Regions from separate parts of the Homo sapiens genome. Here region 1 is linked to region 2. Evidence: read pairs that join two places in POLR2A ChIA-PET (ENCODE). Cell type or tissue: PC-9. All regions are shown on one strand.

What was found. ChIA-PET counts read pairs that join two places held together with the same protein. Peaks named below come from ENCODE experiments on the same cell type or tissue, not always from the same donor. Only the 100,000 strongest peaks of a DNase experiment are listed, where the experiment ranks them.
Region 1: POLR2A ChIA-PET joins it to region 2 with 5 read pairs; 2 of 35 experiments call an interaction of 5 or more read pairs at or near these places.

The regions. Positions count from the first base shown.
Region 1 is chr3:187,431,909-187,436,908 of GRCh38, reverse strand. No RefSeq gene overlaps it. Among named protein-coding and RNA genes, the nearest start is that of LINC02041, 13 kb to the left of the region's middle. In PC-9, no CTCF peak of the experiment used is centred here; no DNase peak of the experiment used is centred here.
Region 2 is chr3:186,839,771-186,844,770 of GRCh38, reverse strand. It overlaps ADIPOQ (adiponectin, C1Q and collagen domain containing), which reads right to left and starts at 2,061. Exons shown (of 3, transcript NM_004797.4): 1 at 2,022-2,061. RefSeq lists enhancers at 1-2,021, 4,604-4,761, a cis regulatory region at 2,610-2,637 and a promoter at 2,039-2,737. In PC-9, no CTCF peak of the experiment used is centred here; DNase peaks (open chromatin) are centred at 2,940 and 4,710.

The DNA of each region.
Region 1 (5,000 bases), 590 kb before region 2:
TGTGCCTGCCTGTCTGAACTTTGGCCGATGACCAACATCAGTGAAGGCTTGGGGTGCTAAGATCACATGCTTCAATCTTAAACCCTTCTTATATCTGGAAAAGATAAAGAATCTGAGTAAGGGGAATCTCATCCTTTGTAAAGAGGTAAGGCTTCCTAGAAGGAAGTGGAGGGGGTGGAAATTTGGATAGAGGCCCTTGAACAATGAGGCCCTCGGTATGAAAGAGGCAGAAATTACTGAACCTGAGGACAGAAGAACCAGACTGAGATTTGGTAAAATGGCCACAGAGGACCCCCTCACAGGTCTTTAAGTGCCTTCATTTTTGAGATTCAAAGCAATGTTTACATTTGCTACAACCATGCTCTCTTCCTTTTTATGTAATAATTCTCTTTCAAGATAATTGAAACTCCTTAGAAAAGAAATTTGCACGACACCATATACCCAGAAAGAATGGTGTTAAGAAAATGAAGAAACAGAGTGAAAAAAGAGAAGGAGGAAGCCCTTGTGCTCCACCCGTACTTTCAATCTTCCATGTTTTCTAGCAGACAGGGCATTGGTAGAATGAAAAACATGACACACTCCATTAAGACATGGAGTCGATTTCCCCACCCTAAAGCTCGGCTGGCTTTGTGATTGGCTTTAACCAATAGAATGTGTCAGAAATAATGTGCTATTTTCAAGGTTAGGCCTTAAGAGGCCTTGTAAGCTCCATGTTTGCCACCTTGGAAAGCCACCCAGAGACCATGTCAGAATGCCAGTTGAGCCTAGGGAAGAACGAGCAGCCACTTGTGGGAGAACCAAGGAGTCCTAGTCACTGTCAGCACCAACTGCAATACCTGACACTCAGGCCATGTTGCCTCTTCTAGCCTAGCCAAGCTTTCCAACTGAATGCAGCCCTAGCAGGGATCCCAGGTGAAACCAGCAGAGCAGACTCCCCAGCCAACACTTCAGATCATAACAAATAATGGATCATTGTTTTAAGCCACTACATTTTGGGGAGGCTTATTAAGCAACAGCCCCTTTACTGGAGCATGAGCTCCAGATGATGCCCAGAGGATTTGCAGGGCAGCCATAGAAAAACCAGAGCAATAGGAGAACTCCCCAGTGCTAGGGAGAACTCCAGTGAGGGTAGAGCCATGGGCAAAGATAGGAGAAAGCTGTTTTCCTGTACAGATTGGAGAATGCCGGTCTCTGAAAAGAGAAGGGAGGTGACAGCAGATACTTAAGAACTAATAAAAAGAAGAGCTGTCTAAGAATGGAATCGACTGTTTCAGGAGGTGCTGTGTTCTCCAACATTAGGGGCAATCAAGCATAAGCAGGATGGCAACTGAAGGGCAGAATTTGAGCGCTATGTAGTTGGATCTCTGAGGTCGCTTTCAACCCCAGGCGTTTTATTAGGTTCTCCAAGACCTATTTGAGAAGATGGAAGTATATGCATGATTATGTCAATAAATCTGTCATGTTATCTTCAGAATAGGCCCTGGTTCATCAAAAGTAAAGCATACATAAGAGAGAAAATTCCTCTGTGCGCACAGTTTATTGACATTTATCTGACCAGGCTAGTCAGAGCACACAGACAGATACCCAAAACAGATGGCAACAGAGGACTGTGACAATGGATTACCAGAAACATATCTGACTTAAAAATGAGGCCTCTGGGAAGAGATTACATCTTTTTTTGAGACTTCTTTTGGGGCCAGGCCCTGTTGTTACCATTAAGTGAATGTGTAATATGATCATAATAATGACAACAGCAATAATAATGACGGTAATAGGTAGCAGTCTGACTCCCTGTTGCCCTCTTACTGCCTGCAACAGATCTGTCACTAAGATGAGCTGTCTCTCCACTCCCTTCAGAGGGGTTTGTAAAATGCCAAGGGATGTGTTTGCCTCTGTAGCAAAGTGCTGCTTCCTTCGAGAAGGTGGACCCTCTTGAAATTTCTTAATAAGAAAGGCTGCAGGATTGATGCATACTTATTACATTGCCTTTCAACAACATTCTTTTTGTGACATGCCCAGAATCAGATAAATAACCCAAGGAGGCAGCTGAGCTGTGATTAAGAAACCATCATCTAACGAATTTTTTACCTGGGAAGGACTATATGGGATCATTCAGGCTCAACCAGAGTTTAATGCTGTAATCTGCAATTGGAAAGACAAGAAGCTCGGAGCTGGAGTTTGGCAAGGAAAGGGGTTTGGTATTGTGCCAGGGCTGTTCTAATTAAGAGGTAAGCCTGAGGAGTCAGTCCATAAGGAGAGGCATATCAGAAATCAACCTAAGTGAGACATACCAGCCAGTGTGATGGCAATGATGATGAACTGGGTGCCTCAAAGACTCAGGATTTAGTTCTAGTTCTTTGGAAAACATACATTTCTGAGCTTCATTTTTACATTTGTAAGATTAGAAAAATAATCCTAATACTGTTTAATCTCATGGGGTAATGTTGTAAAGTCCACATAAAAACATTGGTAGAAAAGTACTTTGTCAACTAAAAAATATCGTAAGAGTTATAAGGCATAACTGTAAAGTCTTTTTATTACTGAAGTATAAAAATTGCTTACCTATAACTATATATAATAGAAGTCAGATATATATGTGTGTGTGTATATATATGTGTGTGTGTGTATATATGTGTGTGTGTGTATATATATATATGTGTGTGTGTGTGTGTGTGTGTGTGTGCATTTTCTCCCAGTTTAGTTTGACTATTCATTTTTCTTAATGGCTTTTTCTAAGAAAGTTGTGCTTACACTAGGATCACAAATATATTCTACTAAAAGTTTCATAGTTTTAGCTTTTATGTTTATAACCTATCTCAAGTTAGTACTATAGTATGATGTAAGCTATGGATTAAAGCTTATTTTATTATCTATAGGGAGCCAGTTTTTGCAGCACCACATGTTTAAAAGAATGTCTTTCTTCATTAGATTTCTTTGGCACTTTGGTAAAATATCAACTCACCATATACATGTGGGTCTATTTCTGTACTCTCTGTTCTATTCCATGAAACTATTTGTCTGTCTTTCCCTAATACCACACTGTTTTGATTATCATAGCTTTTAATAAGTTTTAAAATAAGGTAGTATCTGCCTTCCAAAGTTTATCTTCTCTTATAAAACTGTTTTGGTTATTTAAGGTTCTTTGCATTTCTGTATACATTTTAAATTCAGCTTATTAATTTATGCAAAAAAGCATTCTGGGATTTTGATTGGGATTAAATTGATTCTATAGATTAATTTGAGGAGAATTAATATTTTAACAACATTTAGCCTTTCAAATAATGAGCATGGTATACCATGCCATTCACTTAAGTCTTTTAAAATTTCTCTCAGGAATATTTTATAGTTTTCAGTATAGAGGTGTGCACATATTGCATTACATTTATCCCTAAGGATTTTATGCTTTGAAAATATTGTTGTAAATAAATTTTCTCTAATTTAAAATGCTTTAATTTTAAAATTTTATTTTAAATTGTTTTGTATGGAAACACAATTGGTTTTTCTATTGATCATGTATCCTGCAACCTTGCTAACTTTATTCATTAGCTTTTGTACTTTCAAAGGATTACTTAGGATTCTCTCCATTTGCCAATAAAGATAGTTTAACTCTTGTTTTTCTCTTTCTTTCTTTCCTTTCTTTCTTTCTTTTCTTTCTTTTCTCTTTCTTTCTTTCTTCTTTTTTTTTTTTTTGAGACAGGATCTCATTCTGTCACTCAGGCTAGAGTGCAATGGCATGATCTTGGCTCACTGTAGCTGGGATCACAGGTATGTGCCACCACACCCAGCTAATTTTTTTAATTTTATTTTTGTAGAGATAAGGTTTTGCCATGGTGCCCAGACTGGTCTTGAACTCCTGGACTCAAGCTATCCACCTGCCTTGGCCTCCCAAAGCTCTAGGATTACAGGCATGAGCCACTGCACCCTGCCAAGTCTTCTTTTTCAATCTGTATGCTTGGCATCTCTTTCTTTCTTTTTTTCTTTCTCTTTCTTCTCCCCTCTCCCGCTTCCTCCCTTTCCTATCCTCTTTCTCCTCCTTCTTCTTGTTTTAAGACACTGCTTAGGAACTCCAGTTCAACTCTGAATACAAGCAAAGTGGACATTTTGATTTTGTCCCCCAAAGCATGTGTTGGAAACTAAATCCCTAATGTAACAGGGTTAAGAGGTGGGACCTTTAAGAGGTGATTAGGCCATGAGGGTGGAGCCTTCATGAATGGACTAAGGCTGTTATCTTGGGAGTAGGTTTATTATAAAAGGTTGAATTTGGCCCTGTCTTTTTCTCCCTCTCTTGCCCTTCACCTTCTACCATGGGAAGATGCAGCACAAAGGCCCTTGCAAGATGTAGCTGCCCACCCCCCCAACCCCACCCCACTCCAGTCTTGGACTTCCCAGCCTTAAGAATTATGAAAAATAAATCTCTCTTCATCATGGACAAAGTACTGACTAAGATGATGAAGATAAGCCCCACTTGGTTTTGATATATTATTCTTTTTAAGATTTGTTAGATTTTATTTAATGATGTACTTTTAAGGAAATTCATGTCTACATTTATAAGAGATATTGGTTTGTGGTTTTCTTATAATGCGTCTGATTTTGGAAACAAGATTATCATAATATGTGTTGAGAAGTCCTGTCTCTTCTTTTTTCTGGAGAATCTGTTATAAAACAATCTCATTTCTTCTCTAAACATTTGATGAAATTGATGAGTAAAGTCACATAGACTTGAAATTTTCTTTTTGGAAATCTTTCTAGTAACTTTTGATTTCATTAACAGATATTGGGCTATTTAGATTTTTTCTTGTTTCTAATTAGTTTTGGTAATTTGTATCTCAAAAAATTTGCCAGTTTTGTCTAAATTACTTAATTTACTGTCATTAAAGTATTAAGATTTTTTAAATGTCTGTAGATAATAAAATAGTGTTCCAATGTTAGTAATTTGTGTTTTTTCTTTTCTTCTCTTTGTAATCAAGCAAGGCTATGTGCTTGAGGTATATTAATCTTAT
Region 2 (5,000 bases):
GAGTTTGAGGCCCCCCAGCCAATATAGTGAGACCTCATCTCTACAAAAAATTTTTAAAAATTAGCCAGGCATGGTTGCACACACCTGTAGTCCCAGCTACTCAGGAGGCTAAGATGGGAGGGTCACTTGAGCCTGGGAAATCGAGGCTGCAGTGAGCTGTGATTGCACCACTGCACTCCAGCCTGGGTGATAGAGTGAGACCCTGTCCCCAAAAAAGACAAGGAGCCAGTCTTGTGTCTATTTTTTTTTTTTTTTTTTTGAGATGGAGTTTTGCTTTTTTTGCCCAGGCTGGAGTGCAATGCTGTGATCTCAGCTTAAGACTCCTCGGCCAGGCGCAGTGGCTCACACCTGTAATACCAGCACTTTGGGAGGCCGAGGCAGGTGGAATATGAGGTCAAGAGATCGAGACCATCCTGGCCAATATGGTGAACCCCATCTCTACTAAAAATATAAAAATTAGCTGGGCGTGGTGGCGCATGCCTGTAGTCTCAGCTACTTGGGAGACTGAGGCAGGAGAATCGCTTGAACCTGGGAGGCGGAGGTTGCAGTGAGCTGAGATTGTGCCAAAAAAAGACTCCTCAAGACTTAAGGAAGAGTGGCAGCAGGGACTGCTGAGGAAGCTGCCGGGCTCCCTGTGTACCACTGGCCTTCATGAACAAAGCTGACACCATCATGCTCCTTCGGACATATTCTGCTAGCATAAAGGGACCCCCATCTCCCCAACCGAATTAGGCAGAGCTGGCCTTCCTTCTAGCGGAGTTCCTAGGAGTGAGTTGGTGCCACCCCTTGTGAGGCTTGATCCAAAAACCAGAACCTCTCCAGACCAGGGATCCATGTCCTCTAACACAAGAGGGGCAGACCTAACCTCTAAAATCCCTCCCACTCTAACCTTCAGCATCCACAGCTCAAAACAACCAGGATGCCTCAGAAACAGCACTCACTGGGGCGAGCAGGATTAGGCTTCAGAAAAACCAGGTAGATCCAGTTTCTTCTGTCAGAAAATGTTTTTTTTTAATTACAATTTTTCATAAGTTGCCACTATATGCCAGGCTTTTCTCATTTTATCTCATTAGAGCCTCTTTTTCTTTTCTTTCTTTTTTTTTTTTTTTTGACACAAAGTCTCGCTCTGTCACCCAGGCTGGAATGCAGTGGCAACAATCTCGGCTCACTGCAACCTCTGCCTCCCAGGTTCAGACAATTCTCCTGCCTCAGCCTCCCGAGAAGCTGGGATTACAGGCACCTGCCATCACGCCCAACTAATTTTTGTATTTTTGGTAGAGGCGGGGTTTCACCATGTTGGTCAGGCTAGTCTGGAACTCCTGACCTCAGGTGATCCACCCGCCTCGGTCTCCCAAATTGCTGGGATTACAGGTGTGAGCCACCATGGCTGGCCTCATTAGAACCTCTTGATTACCTTGTAAGATATCCCTATACCTACATATATCCCCAAATCCATAGACAACAACCATGTCACACTCATTGTATCTTGTGAACCCAATCCACTGTCTAGCCCATAGAATTTGCTCAGTAAATATTTGCTGAGTAGAATAAAGTGGCAGAGCTGGATTCCTAATTCCAGTCTGAAGTCAGTGCTCAGCTTGACTTTTCTGAAGCTGCCTTCATATATGCTTCTTCCTTTGCCCTACCTGGTCAAGCTAAGAGGCAATGTATTCCCTTATCCCCCTTAATCGAATTGGACTTCATCTGTGGACAGACCCTTCCACCTTACTGACCCTAACTTTTTCTCAATAGGTATCCTGCTACAGAGCGAACTGGGCAAAATTCAGAATGGTTCCATGCATCTTAGAAGGAATGTCTGAAATAACCCTTTCTCTCTTGGGGCTGTGGGAGAACGGAGGAAGAAGCCCAGTGCATATCTGCCTCCACCAGTGCTGCTCTGACCAGAGTATCCACCTGTATCCACTCCCACACTACTACGGACGGGAGAGCCTGGGTGATCCCAGCCAGAGGCTATGCATGCATCCCCCACCCAGCCTGGAACTTCACAGAATTGCTCTTACCCTCTGGTATGGAATCAGAACCACAGACTGCAGTCAGAATGGAAGTGAGGAGGAGATGGCCCAGCCTCAACAGCCTGGTACTCACGGGGGCAGGCAGTCCCCACCTCACAATTGTCATTTCCCATTGGCCAACTCAGTGAGGGCCAGAGGCCGGTGGGCAGGCACATGTCCCTGGCAGTTGCCCACAGCCTGCACCCTAGGGAACCTGGTACAACCCAGCTTGGGCTTCGGAAGCCAAGTGGAGCTTCAGTCAAAGCACTTGTGTTTCCAGGCCTTGACCCTTATTTTGCCTCCTACAACAGCAACAGAAGATGGGGCAAAAGTCAAAACCACAGCAGGAAAACAAGATTTTTTTCCTGCATCTGACGGAGAAACTTCCTAATGTAAATGAATTAATTGCTCAGTGGTCCAGGAGGTCTCCCCCTCCCATAGATTTGCCCTAATAAGTCAGGGACGCCAATTATCACACCACAGTCTTGCTCACTGTGCATGATTAAGTCTGAGACTGTGTACGTTCAGACAGTGAGTGCTTCAGAAGGGAGCACTGTCAGAGGGGTCTGCAATCAGGTAAGAAATAGAGCACATCCTCCACTCTCTGACCTGGACCCTGGATTTAGGAAAGACCTTGCACATGAATTCTGAGAACTGGGGTGTGGGGAAGTTCCTGGAGTGGTGTGGGGCTTGGCAAGTTAAAAAGGCCCTGAATTCTTAAAGCTTGTGGCCTCGAATCGTAATTTGAATCTAATATAATAGAAAACTTACATAAAATGTGATATTGGAATACCATCTTTCAAGATTTTTTGGTTCCAAAATTTCGGATAACATTTTGACAGCTACCTTGGTATGTGTGTGTGTGTGTTTGTGAGAGAGAGAGAGCCTGTTTTTCCAGTTCCTTAAGCATATATATGCCTATTCTGTCTCTTGTGGAACCCAGCTCTGGCCTAGAAGCAGCCTGGAGAACTGGAAGCTGCCACCCACTTAGGTGTTCCTAGAAAGTTTAGGCTTGAAGTGGCAACATTCAACACCTTGGACTTTCTTGGCACGCTCATGTTTTGTTTTTGAAGGGCAGGATCTGAGCCGGTTCTTGCAAGCCACACATTCTGATGAATTAAATTACGACCCCAGCAAGGGCTTAGGATGCCAGCACCAACTTCAACAAGACATCCAAAACAGAATTTTCTCAGACAGAGGCAGGGCAAGTGTCTGCCTGCCCCCCAGATATCATCTCCACAGTCCACACAGAGCCTAAAAATCTACCAGTAAAGTCAAGTCCACCATTAAAGTAAAGATCTGATGTAAAGCCTCAGCTTCCTGCTAATGTCCAAATATTTCAAGAGAAGTCACATTAGGCCGTTGAGATGAGAGACATGAGAGACTTTCCAAGGTCCCCCGGCTTAAATAAGTGGCCCATGAAAATGAGGTTCCATATAGTTTAGCAGGCTGATTGAACCAAGAAGACAACAAAAAGAAATAGAAGCAACTCTCAATTATATCACTGTTTGATTTTTGTTATGGTGTTTTCCTATTTATTTTTGGTTTATGTTACTGTCTGTTGCTATTTAATAGAACATAAACTTCAGGTCAGGTGCAGTGGCTCAGGCCTGTAATCCCAGTACTTTGGAAGGCCAAGACAGGCATATCACCTGAGATCAGGAGTTTGAGACCAGTCTGGCCAACATGGTGAAACCCCATCTCTACTAAAAATGCAGAAATAGCCGGGCGTGGTGGCACATACCTGTAGTCCCAGCTACTTGGGAGGCTGAGACAAGAGAATCACTTGAACCCAGGAGGTGGAGGTTGCAGTGAGCCAAGAGCACCATTGCGCTCTAGCCTGGGTGACAAGAGTGAAACTCTGTCTCAAAAAAAAAAAAAAAAGTAAACTTCAGGAGAGCAGAGATTTTGCCTATTCAAAGTTGTATCCCTTAGTTCCTAGAATAGAACCTGGCACAAAGTAGGCAATAATAAATGTTGAATTAATGAATAAATGAATGATCATATTCAACTTTCCTTTGGAGATAACTATTATTGTCTTTCATTTTACAAATAATGAATCTAGAGTTCAATGAGGGTAAATAATTTGTTCAAGGCACAAGTCTAGGATTTGAACCAGATCTGTCTAACTAAAAATCCCTATGCTTTCTAATTCCTCATGCCCTTCACCCCTCTTGATGGAGTGTGAGGCCTCAAGGTTGATGTATGTGCTTCAGGGTAGTTTCAGGGCTGGCATAAAAAGTATTTTCTTTGGCCGGGCACAGTAGCTCATGCCTGTAATCCCAGCATTTTGGGAGGCTGAGGCGGGCAGATCACTTGAGGTCAGGAGTCTGAGACCAGCCTGACGAAGATGGTGAAACCCCGTCTCCACTAAAAATACAAAAAAGTTAGCCGGGCGTGGTGGCAGGCACCTGCAATCCCAGCTACTCGGGGGTCTGAGGGAGGAGAATCGTTTGAACCCAGGAGGCGGAGGTTGCAGCGAGCCGAGATCGCACCATTGCACTCCAGCCTGGGCAACAGAGCGAGAATCCATCTCAAAAAAAAAAAAGTATTTTCTTCTAACTTTATAAGAATGCAGCTGGTTAGAGAAAGCTGTAGCTATTGCACAAGGTGGAATAACTTTAGCCCCACAATCACACCAAGACTGTGCTGGGCCTGGCTGTCAGTCAGTGACATTGTGAAAGCCTAGCATTTTGCGAGGCCTCAGGGCAATCTGCCACCCACCACAAAGGCCGTCATGTGGAAAGAGCCAGTTCTGTGGCATACTGGTTTAAAGACTGTAATTGAAAAACATTCAATCAGAAATGCCTTGAGGCTAGTCTTTTTCCCAGGACAGAACTATTACTACTTAGACCGAAATAACCAAATAAATGCGATCATTTCCTCCAGGGTACCGTAGCTACAGGTCAAGCCCCTGTTAGCATGTGAGTTGGGATACTGAAACAGGCCAAATCACTTAATTTATCTTAAATATGTTTAAGCATGGCC